Regions from separate parts of the Homo sapiens genome. Here region 1 is linked to region 2. The links are chromatin contacts, found by Hi-C or POLR2A ChIA-PET in ENCODE. All regions are on one chromosome and are shown on one strand. The core of a region is the stretch at or near the end of the contact, and the rest is flanking DNA. Distances in the headings are between cores, read along the strand shown. Region 1 overlaps COMMD1 (copper metabolism domain containing 1). Region 2 overlaps COMMD1 (copper metabolism domain containing 1).

Region 1 (5,837 bases), core at 462-2,961, 100 kb after region 2:
TTTTTTTTTTAAGAAATACATTTTGTGACCAGGCATAGTGGCTCAAGCCTATAATCTCAGCACTTGGGAGGCCGAGGTGGGCAGATTGCTTGAGCCTGGGAGTTCAAGACCATTCTGGGCAACATGGCAAGACCACGTTTTTACAAAAAATACAAAAAAACTAGCCAAGCGGGGTAGTACGCATCTGTGGTCCCAGCTACTTAGAAGGCTGAGGTGGGAGGATCACTGTGAACACAGGGGGTCAAGGCTGCATAAGCCAAGATGGCACCATTGCACTCCTGCCTGGGTGACACAGCAAGACCCTGTCTAAAAAGAAAAAAAAAAAAAAAGAAAGAAATACATTTTGTAAGGCTATAGCTGCCATAGACAGTGATTACTCTAATGGATCCAGGCAGAATAAACTGAAAACCTTCAGGAAAGGATTCACCATTCTAAGTGCCATTAAGAACATTCACGATTCATAGAAGAATGTCAAAATATCCACATTAAAGGGAGTTTGGAAGAAGTTGATTCCATCCCTCATGGATGACTTCGAGGAGTCCAAGATTTCAGTGGAGGAAGTAACTGCATATGTGGTGAAAACAGCAAGAGAACAAGAATTAGAAGTGAAATCTGAAGATGTGATTGAATTGCTGCAATCTTATGATCAAACTTGAATGGATAAGAAGTTACTCCTTATGGAGGAGTAAACAAAGTGGTTTCTTGGTATCTAGTCCTAGTAAAGATGTTGTGAACATTGTTGAAGTGACAACAAAGGACTTAGAACATTACAGAAACTTAGTTGATAAAGCAGCAGCAGGGTTGGAGAGAACTGACTCCAATTTGGAAAGAGGTTCTACTGTGGGTAAAATGCTATCAAACAGCATCACATGCTACAGAGAAATCTTTCATGAAAGGGAGAGTCCACGGATGCAACAATCTCATTGTTGTGTTATTTAAGAAATTGCCACAGCCACCCCAACTTTCAGCAATCACCACTCTGATCAGTAAGCAGCCACTGACATCAAGGCAATTCAAATCCCACTTCTGACACACACACACACACACACACACACACACACACACACACACATTTAGAAAACAAAAACAAGACATCAAGGCAAGACCCTCCACCAGCAAAAAGAATATGACTAGATGAAGGCTCAGGTAATCATTAGCATTTTTTAGCAATAAAGTTTTTAGGTTTTTTTTGGGAGATGGGGTCTCTGTTACTCAGGCTGGAGTGCAGGAGCACAACCATAGCTCACTGCAGCCTCAAACTCCTGGGCTCAAGTAATCCTCTGACTTCAGCCTCTTGAATAGTAATAAAGTATCCCTTAATTAAAGTATGTATACTGCTTTTAAAGACACAGTGTTCTTACACACTTAATATAGTGTAGTATGATATGGTATGGTATAGTATAAACACAACTTTAATGCACTAGGAAACAAAAAAATTCATGTGACTCGCTTAATTGCATTATTCACTTTATTGTGGCCACCTGGAACCAAACCCAAGGTATTTCCGAGGTATGTCTGTATTACTGCACTTGACCCTCATAATCAATTTTCAAAGGCAATGAGGTAGATGATAGTATTATAGTGCTCTTCACTCTCAACTTACAGAAAAGGAAACTGAAGCTTCAAGCAGTCAACTGATTTTTCTGAAAGCACCATGAGATAAGTGCAGGGCCAAAGCCTCAACAGTTAAGCCAGGTTTCCCTCTGATTAGCTGTCACAAGTGACTACACAGAGAAGTAGACTCGGTATCACTACCACTGAAAAAAATGTAAACTGGTACATTCTGTCAACAATGATACAGAGATGCCAGTCCCTAATGAGTAGCTACAATGCTTCAGTTGCTGGCCTTCAGAGATCCTGAGACATCAAACAATGATTTGAAGAGTATTACCACAAATTTTTTACTTAAAGTTTAGATGACTGAGTGAGGAATATGTAAGTGTTCTCAGAACTTAGAAGGCCAACTAGCTCAGTTTAACAGTGAATAGAAAAACTGAGAGATAAGATTGAGAAGGCAGTCTGGAGCCAGATTAAAGTACATCAAGTTTAGACATTGTTATATATACGTAATGAGGGGCCACTAAAGGCTAGGTAACTGGGAAATCATGATGCAACGTGTGGTTTAGAACGCTGAATCTGGCCAGTGTGGTGTCACACGCCTGCAGTCCCAGCTACTCCAGAGGCTGAGGCAGGAGTATTGTTCAAGCCCTGGAGGTTGACAATGACCAGCCTGGAAAACACAGCAAAACCCTGTCTCTCTTTTAAAAATGTTTTTAATGAAAAAAAAATTTTAAGCTGAATCTGATAACAGTAAGTAGTTGGACTGAAGTGAAAAATTTTCAGAGGGCTAGGGCAATGGAGCCTAGGAGAGGACAGCAGCAGTTAATAACTTAGTCCCCAGGGTAAGCCTCCCCTTGCCTCTTCTTTGCTATGCCCCTATCTGCTAGTGGCCATGGGGACTGGCATAAGCTCCAAACCAGACAGATCACAATATCCTCCTTTCTCTGGGCGCACTGACTGGTCCCAATTTAGGGCAGGAGAAATGATCTTGTCTTTTTGGGTCATAGTATAAGAAGGACATGAGGCTGGAGTTACAGACAGCATTTTCTTGGACCTTTTGGCAAAAGCATGTCTGCAAGAAAATAGAATGAAGTGAGAGTGGATTTTAATGGGGTGATATCCCTGTTTTATAGTTCCCAAGACCCTAGTTCCTGCAGGCCTTCCTGCAATTCTATAATGCTATCTCAGCATCCTTCCTACAGACAACCCAAAATTCCATCAACTATTCAATTTAAGCTGTATTCCTATCATTTGGAACCAAGAGTCTTGACTAAAAGAGGGTGGTGGCAGTGGGAACAGAAGAATGTAAAGGTAACAACACCAAGTAGAACACAGGCAGAGCAAGTGAGACTGGAGCTGAAAGAAAAACAAGCTGTCTTTCATTTCTTCATTAATATAAAAAATTATATGGTAAATATTACAACTTTCTGGTACATTAAAGATATTTCACATTACAATTCAATAAACATTTACTGAATATCTGCCTATTTACCAGATAGCAGGACCCCAAACCTCTGGCTATGCCAATCAATACAAATACAGGCTGGGCGTGGTGGCTCACACCTGTAATCCAGCACTTTGGGAGGCTGAGGTGGGCAGGTCATCTGAGGTCAGGAGTTCATGACCAGACTGACCAACATGGAGAAATCCCATCTCCACTAACAATACAAAAATTAGCCGGGGGTGGTGGCAGGTGCCTGTAATCCCACCTACTCGAGAGGCCGATGCAGGAGAATCGCTTGAACCCGGGAGGCGAAGGTTGCAGTGAGCCAAGATTGCGCCACTGCACTTCAGCCTGGGTGACAGAGCGAGACTCCGCCAAGAAAGAAAGAAAGAAGGAAAGAAGGAAGGAAGGAAGGAAGGAATTATTTTGTATAATATACTATAATTAAGTCAAATTATTTCCACTGACACCTTGCTTCACAATATTATGTCACAACTCAGGTAATTTGTATCATTCTTCTTCTCAAATAATATCAAGAGATATCCATTCTGATATAATTTCATCTGTGACAAAAGTTATTTTGGTTGGGTTCCAGTCAATAATATCTTGAACTAGGGTCAATTCATCCAAATTTAGAACAATCAAAAATTAAATGAGAAATTGATTTTGGTTTAGGTTCAAAGTCATCAATTTTCACTTAAGAAATATTTGAATAGCTACCATAAAACAGATACTGTTCACAGCACACTACTTCCATCTACTGGCAGCCTAGGCTGACAGCCTGGTACTCATCCTTTATTCTTCTCTCTCTTCCACATCTTGAATCAGTGGTTTTCAACACTGGCTGCACATTAGAATCCTGAAGTACAATTTTAAAATATCAGCGCCCAGCTATTATCCCAGAAATTCTGATTTCCAGGAATTATGGAGTAAAGCCTAGGCACTGGTATTGTTAAAAAGCTTCCAAAGTGATTCTGGCAGGCAACAAAGTGTTAAAAACAAATGCCTCTGGCAGTAAAATGAGTTCGAAAAGAAAAAGAAAAACAAATGCCTGTAACTTTCAGTTGTCAAGTTCTACTGATTGTTACATCTGAAATAATTCTCTAATAATATGTCCCCTCTGATCTGTCCCTACTAGCTGGTAGAAGCCCTCACTATCTTGAACCTAAACTAAGTGTGGACTCCCTCAAGTCTATCTTCTATACCACTATCAAAGTGATCTATCTATAATATAAATATAGGATGCTGGCACTTGCTTGTTTAAAGTTATCCCATGGCTGACTATTACTTGCTTCAGTGGTGGTCAGGCAGGATGGTGTGAAGCACTCTCCTATGAGGTATAAGGTAAGTTGTACATAATATAGTTAGCAGTAGTAGTAGTACAAGTATTAATGTTTGTAAAGATTTTTATAAGTATAAATCAGAGGGTTTTCAAAGTATCCTTATATTAAACAATTACCTCCCTCATTTTAATTGTTTACTTGAATGGAAGAAAAAAAGAAAATTAAAAACACAGGAACTCTGCATAGAACTATATTATGCATGTATTACTATCTGTTAAATGTGTCGCAGAGGAATAAAAATTTGAAAACTGATAAACCAAAACAGTGGTTCTCAACCAGGTAGTATTGCCCTCCCAAAGGCACCTGAGAAATGGTGGAGGCTACATTTGGTTTCACAGTGATTGGAGGGAGTGCTGTTCGCATTAAGTGAGCATGAGCTAGGGATGTTCGGCATCCTTCAATACCCAAGAAACGGGAGTTGGCAAGTTTTCTGTAAAAGTTGTAACCCTCTGCTGCATATTCTTCCCTTTTTCGTACAACTCTTTAAAAATGTAAAAACCATTTTTAGCTCATGGGCTATATAAATACAGGCAGTGTGACCACCTGTGGGCTGATGTTTGCAGACCCCTGACCAAGAACATCCCACAGGACAAAAAGACCTGTGTCTCACATGACTTTGCAATGTCCCATCTGACATTGTGTGGAAAAACCTGTTTATAATTACTTCAGCCTAAAAATTAAGTATTTTGTTTTACATAAAAAAGTATTTTTTCACGGTTTTAATAAACACCAAGTTTTCCAGGAATGCAATTAATACAACTTGTACTTTGACTTGGTCAGAACTTTACAAATAGGATGTTAAGTATTTTGAAAAATCTCATTACCAGTGACAATACCATTTAAAATATCTTACCTACCAATACAACACATTTTATATACCTGCATTTGTTGCTGTGCATTCACAGTAATACCATGTATAGGTACAAGCATCTGATTAATTCATTATGTGTTCTAATGATATAATGCTTAAGCATTTATATTTTAAAATATATATTTCAAATCATGTTTAGATTTCTTATACTTTTCCTTTGTACTACATTTATGACATCATATTAGAAATTATGTTTTAATTTTATTATATGTGAATTATAAGAATTCCTTTTAAGGATCATAAAGGAGCATTAGAAAATATTTACTACAAAAAAAGAAACACTGGGCTGGATATGTTTGAGAATCACTGAGCATGAAGTTCAAACTCAACACAACAGGCCCTGCTTATCTTTTAGTGTCTTACAACTTCCTGCCTCCCGCACTTGACACTCAAACAGCACTAACCTGTTTGTAATTCCCCAACTAGCAATCCCAATATGATGCTTCTTCTATGTGTCTCTGTTCGTGCTATTCTAAATGTTCTGAAATGTCTTATCATCACCTTCAACAGATTAATTTCTATTCACCATTCAAGACTCAGTTCAAGTATGGCTTCCCCAATACTCCTCCTCTCCTAGTAAGGTAAGTGCCCCTTTCTCTTCCAAAAATGCCCTAATATC
Region 2 (5,777 bases), core at 2,161-4,660:
AAGGCAGAGGGAATGTTAGAGTAATACTCTTAGGTTTTATGCCTGGCTTTGGGGACAAGGAGTTCTGGTTTCTATGACCTGCCTTGGGGAAGAGGGATTCTAGTTGCTATGGTTAGCCTTAGGGGAGAATGAGACTGAGAGACAGGAGAGCAGGGGGCAGAAGGTCAGAAAAACTTCTGCTTTTGAAGCTTTCATTTTGGGGTATTGTTTTCTGAGACCCAGCAATACACAATGAACTACAATTTGAAGTAAAAGGTCAAAGATATAATAGAAAAGGTTTAATTCAGACAGTCCAAGTGACACAGAAAAAAGAGAAAATGTTTAGTTCAGGTATTTGAGTGCGTATTAAGTCTGACAGGAGGAATTAAGAGTTTCATGAAGGAAATGGCATCTGTACTAGGATTTTCATAAGAAATATAGGAATATTTTGAAGCAGAGGGAATATCAAAAGTACAAAAATAGTACAGAGGGTGTTTATATAAATTTAAGTCTAGTCTCATGGAAGAGGAGTCCAGGTGATTTATAGTCAACGTGAGATGTCATAAGGCATTAGGACTTCATACTTCAGGTGATGGGAAGCTGTGATACAATAGGAAATATGTATGGTCTTTGTTTATGGTTTCTCACACACAGCTCCTAAAATCCTTGGAATCTCATGATAAGAGTGTCTTTTGTACGCTAATGAGATGAGTGGTGGCTGGGGGCCCCTAGATAGCTTCAAGATGGGGCTGGTAGTCAGAAAGACCAAAGCATGATTTGAGTGTTAGAAATTTCAGTACTATAGGCTGACCTTCAGGGAGAGGAGAGGAGATGGAGATTAAGTTAATCACCAATGGCCAATGATTTAATCAATGGTGCCTACATGAGACAGACACCATAAAAACCCCAAACAACAGTGTTTAGAGAGCTACCAAGGTGACGAGCACACTGAGGTGCTGAAAGGGTGGTGTACCTGGAGAGGGCATGGAAGCTTTTGGAGTTCCTCCTCCATACCTTGGTAAGTAAAGAACTTTACTTCATGAGCCATTCTAGCATATTATTGAACTGGGGGGTAGGGATCATGAGACTACCCAATTTGTAGCTAGATATAAGTGTGGGTAACCTGGGGACCATATATATATATATAGAGAGAGAGAGAGACAGGGTCTTGTTCTGTCACCCAGGGTGGAGTGCAGTGGTGCAATCAGGGATCACTGCAGCCTAGACATTCTGAGCTCAAGTGATTCTCCTGTCTCAGCCTCCTGAATAGCTAGAACTACAGGTGTCTGCCACTATGCCCAGCTAATTTTTTAAATTTTTTGTAGAGATGGGGTCTTGCTATGTTGCCCAGGCTGGTCTTGACTTTTGGGCTGAAGTGATCCTCCCATCTCGGCCTTCCAAAGTGCTAGGATTACAGGTGTGAGCCACCATGCCTGGCAGGGACTCAATACTTTTGACTGGCATCCAAAATGGGGTTAAGACCTGTGGGGTCTCCACTAACTCTGGGTAGTATCAGAATTTAATTGTAGAACATCCAGTTGGTATTCAGAGAATCAGAGAATTGGTTGGCATGCAGGGGAGAAAAAACCTATACTTTTGGTGTCAGAGGTGTTGTGAATAAAAGCCCAGAAAAGCCATTGAGGACTAAGCTCTCATTTTTTTTTTTTTTAAATCTTGCCCAAATTCCTATCTAAGAGATCTGGGGAGTCATGTCCTACAAACCATAAATTCTCATCAGATGGGTTTTATTTAACCCTATATGTCATGACTTACTTTCCAATCAGACTCTGGCATAACATTATAAGACAGGCAAAAAAATCAAAATATTTAATCCCAAAACATGTTTCTCTGCCATATCTTGAAAATGTCCCTGCAAAGCCATCCTTTGTAGGGTGAAAACCTGCATCTGTAAAGAATCTCTATTAACATAGCTAGATCTTTTTCTTCCAGGTCCTCCCAATCCTGAAGAGATTAGCTAAAGTCTAGTACCTTTTAAAGATCCGAATAGGAAATATTTTTCATCTATTGTCTCTGAGGGCAGCTACTATAAGACTTCAAAAGAACCTTGGTCTCCACAATCTTTTACCTTAACCTGGACATTTCCTTTCTGTGGATCCTAGGTCCTTAGATAAACTCAACCAATTGTCACCAGAAAATGTTTAAATTTACCTATAGCCTGGAAGTACCTCCCTGCCCCTACTGTCCCCTTCCCCGCCTCCTGCCTTTGAGTTGTCCTGCCTTTCTGAACCAAACCAATGTATTTCTTAAATGTATTTGATCGAAGTCTCATACCTCCCTAAAATGTATAAAACCAAGCTGTGCCCTGATCACCTTGGGCACATGTTCTCAGGACCTCCCGAGGGCTGTGCCACGGGCCACGGTCACTCATATTTGGCTCAGAATAAATCTCTTCAAATATTTTACAGTGTTTGACTCTTCAACAATAATCTGGTGCCCAAACACGTGGGGCCACAGAGAAGACTCAGGACCCTGAAGGAGTTGCCTAAAACCCTAGCTAAGGTACTAGCAGGGGCCCAGTGAAACCTCACCAAGTTCTAGCTTCTCCTCTGGTGAAACTGGTAAGTCCTCCTGAGTCCTGGACCTCCCATTTTGGTTGATGGTCCTTGATTTATTCTGAGCTGTTTTTTTTTTCTCTCTCTCTCTTTTCTCCTAGGAAGTTGGTTAAAATCTTAATTTTGGTTTCAGAGGTGTATTCAAAACAGTCATTCTCCATTGCCTTTTCTCTCAAAATTAATCTCAATTGGCTTGTCTGTGTGCACTTTGCGTGAGGAACTGAACTATTATTTTTCATAAGCAAATGAGAGAGTGAGTTCCTCAGCTTTGAAGAGAAAGGGCATTTTGCTCCTCCCAGCTGGAAGGCGCCCCTGGGTGACCAGGGGCCTCGTGGGAGTGTCTGGGAGGTTGACTCTCCGCAACATGCAGCGGCCCTACAGGAAACTCCCCAACAAATATTAAGAAGGCTTGTCCAGGAAACGCATATAAGGGCTGGTCGCCTGGTGTTTTGAGCCCTCTCAGAGGTGACAGACCTCTGAAGAGAGAAACTGAGACACGTAAGAGGGTAGAAACGACTCAGTGTTGAAACACTGTAAAGTGCTGCCCACAAGCAGCACATATTGATCCACCACACAAAAGCCTTAGGCCACAGGTCAATTGCTCTTAAAAAAAAAAAAAAGAGAGAGATAGCAAATAAACCCTCCAAAAGAGAGGAAAGGCAAGGAGAGCGGTCCCCAGTGGGCACCACAGCTGGGTTTATGTTTAATAATTATGGTGCCTTGACTTGCGAGTATTTATGTAAATAGGAAGATCTTACTAAAGATGACCTAGGTCTAAGGTTTCCAAAATGGGGAACTTTTGATGTCCCTAAATTGGTTTTCTTGTGTGCTAGATTAGAAAACTGAGGCTCCCGAATCAAAGAAAATGAATGGGAATCGTACTTAGGTGGCATCTAGAATCATCAAAAAGAGGAAACGATAAGCTTGCCTCTCTTTAGGAAGTTAAAAAAAATTTTGAAACTGTCTCGCCACTTCTAAAATCAGGAAGGCTCCAGAAACTGTCTCCCCTTCTGCTCCTCCTGACCCTCTGCTCTCTCTGAACTTCCTTGTCCAGACAATTTCATTTTTCCTTCTCCCTCCCCTACTCCCTTGCCTCAAGCCACAGGGGGACCAGAAATAGCTGGATAAAATAATAGAGTAGTTGCTCCTTTTAGGGTAAAACCTACAGGCAGAGGGGATCCTAACATAATGTATAGCCCCTGGACCAAATCAGAGTTAAAGGCCCTGGTACCTGGATTCCCCAGTCCGACTGAAGATCCCTTTAAGTTTGCTAAGGAATTCCAATTAACACTTAAGACTTATGATCCAGGGTTCTCTGACATGTGTCAGCTGATTGAGTTACTGGTCCCCAGAACAAAGCTGAAGAATGATTTAGAGTAGCAGATTGGAAACAGCCTTTAGAAGATTTTGACAAAATAGATGCAGCTGGAAGACAGAAATGGAGAGCTCTGCAATCGCCTCTGTGAAACTGTACCACAGATATTCTCCACGGTTACAGATTGGGCAAAGGTGAAACAATGTAAAATACGCCCAAACAAAATTGTGCCTGACTTTTATATCAGGTTTGAAAAGACATTCAAACAGTTTTCAGGAATACCCTTGGGGAAAGTAAGTGACATCTTACTAAATTCTGGGTTTATGCAAGGTTTAGATAAGGAGTTAGCAACCCTAATAAAGAGGAATAATGTGGCTTGGGCTTCCTTGCCCACCAGTCACTTAGTCAACCCTAGCTGACATCAACCCTAGCTGACCTAGCTGTCACAATCATTAAGAAAGAAAAGGAGGCCAGGCACGGTGGCTCACACCTGTAATCCCAGCATTTTGGGAGGCCAATATGGTGAAACCCTGTCTCTACTAAAAATAAAAAATTAGCTGGGTGTGGTGGCGCATGCCTGTAATCCCAGCTACTCGGGAGGCTGAGGCAGGAGAATCTTGCTTGAACCCAGAAGGCAGAAGTTGCAGTGAGCCAAGATCGCGCCATTGCACTCCAGCCTAGGCAAGAGACTCTGTCTCAAAAAAAAAAAAAAAAAAGAAAGAAAGGAAAGGAAACAGTCTCTAAAATTATGAGTTTACAACTAAAACAACTTAGAAACCAAGTTGGGAGTTTGCAAGGGTCCCATGGTCCCCAGAGATCTAAGCGACCCCAAGAGGAAGCAATTTGCCACTATTGCAAAAAGAAAGAATATTTTAAAAAAAGAATGCAAAAAACTTAAACGGGTGCTTGCACAAAGGGGGCAAAGGGCCCCAGAGGAAGGCACCAGAACAACTCAAAAACCAGAATAGGGATGCTCTGAGGGAACAGAGAGGGTTTCCCCCCTACTTCTAACTAATGCTTTAGGAGAAGTAGAAATAGCCATAAATGGGGAAAATACCAGAGCCTTTGTCGACACCAGCGCTATACTGTCGGTCCTCATCCCTACCTAGATTAAAAACCCTCTCCCTTGGAGTAAAGAAAAAGTCCAAATGGTAGGGGTTTCAAACTCTCTTATTATAGCCTTTAAATCAAATCCCTTTCAATTTTAATTAGGAGGACTAGTGAGGCATCACCTTTTTCTTATAGTAGATAGTACCCCCATACACCTACTACAACAGGATTTCCTAGAGACCCATAATGCTCACATCTCATTTTCACAGAAGGGAGAAATGATTCTCAACTTGGGAGATGCAGACTTACAAAAGCCCACATGTACATTATGCTTGTGAAAGTTAATCAAGATTCTGGACAGGAAGAATTAGAGCCTTTCTTACCTAAGGTACCAGACTCCCTATGGGCAAACTCTTCCACAGATACTGGTAGAATTCAGTCAGCAGTCCCTATAGAGCCAACCCTAAGTAAATCCAAACCCCTGCCAAACGTAAGGCAATAGCCCCGAAGACCTGAAGCCTTACTAGGAATCAAATCAGTCATTCAGGACGATTTAGACAAAGGACTTATAATACCCTGCACCAGCCCTTGGAATACACCAATTATCCCAGTTAAAAAGCCAAATGGGACAAGCTGGAGACTTGTTCAAGACCTAAGAGCTATAAATAAAATAATAATTCCTAGACACCCTGTTGTTCCTAACCCCCACACCTTACTGTCCAATATTCCTATCACTGCCAGCCACTTCTCTGTTACTGATTTATGTAGTGCATTCTTCAGTATACCTGTGGAGCAAAATAGCCAGTATCTTTTTGCTTTCACTTGGGCAAATCACCAATACATGTGGACAGTCTTACCCC

What was found. A loop is a pair of places that touch in the nucleus more often than their neighbours do. ChIA-PET counts read pairs that join two places held with the same protein, here RNA polymerase II (POLR2A). Pooled maps may share reads with other maps.
Region 1: a pooled map shows a loop between it and region 2 (8-fold over the local background). The contact joins two enhancer-like sites. A Hi-C loop is called at or near these places in 14 of 37 single-sample maps with no recorded cell type and 5 of 50 pooled maps. POLR2A ChIA-PET finds 5 or more read pairs at or near these places in 2 of 52 experiments (OCI-LY7 and activated B cell).

What each region holds. Positions count from the first base shown.
Region 1 is chr2:61,991,550-61,997,386 of GRCh38, reverse strand. All of the region lies in intron 1 of COMMD1 (copper metabolism domain containing 1), which reads right to left. Among named protein-coding and RNA genes, the nearest start is that of COMMD1, 89 kb to the right of the region's middle. Within about 2 kb of position 1,711, at least 2 of the 41 ENCODE cell types and tissues checked have a DNase peak (open chromatin) inside an H3K27ac peak, as active enhancers do; they include OCI-LY7, where a contact is called at or near this core.
Region 2 is chr2:62,096,969-62,102,745 of GRCh38, reverse strand. All of the region lies in intron 2 of COMMD1 (copper metabolism domain containing 1), which reads right to left. Among named protein-coding and RNA genes, the nearest start is that of B3GNT2, 96 kb to the left of the region's middle. RefSeq lists an enhancer at 2,996-3,285. Within about 2 kb of position 3,410, at least 3 of the 41 ENCODE cell types and tissues checked have a DNase peak (open chromatin) inside an H3K27ac peak, as active enhancers do; they include OCI-LY7, where a contact is called at or near this core.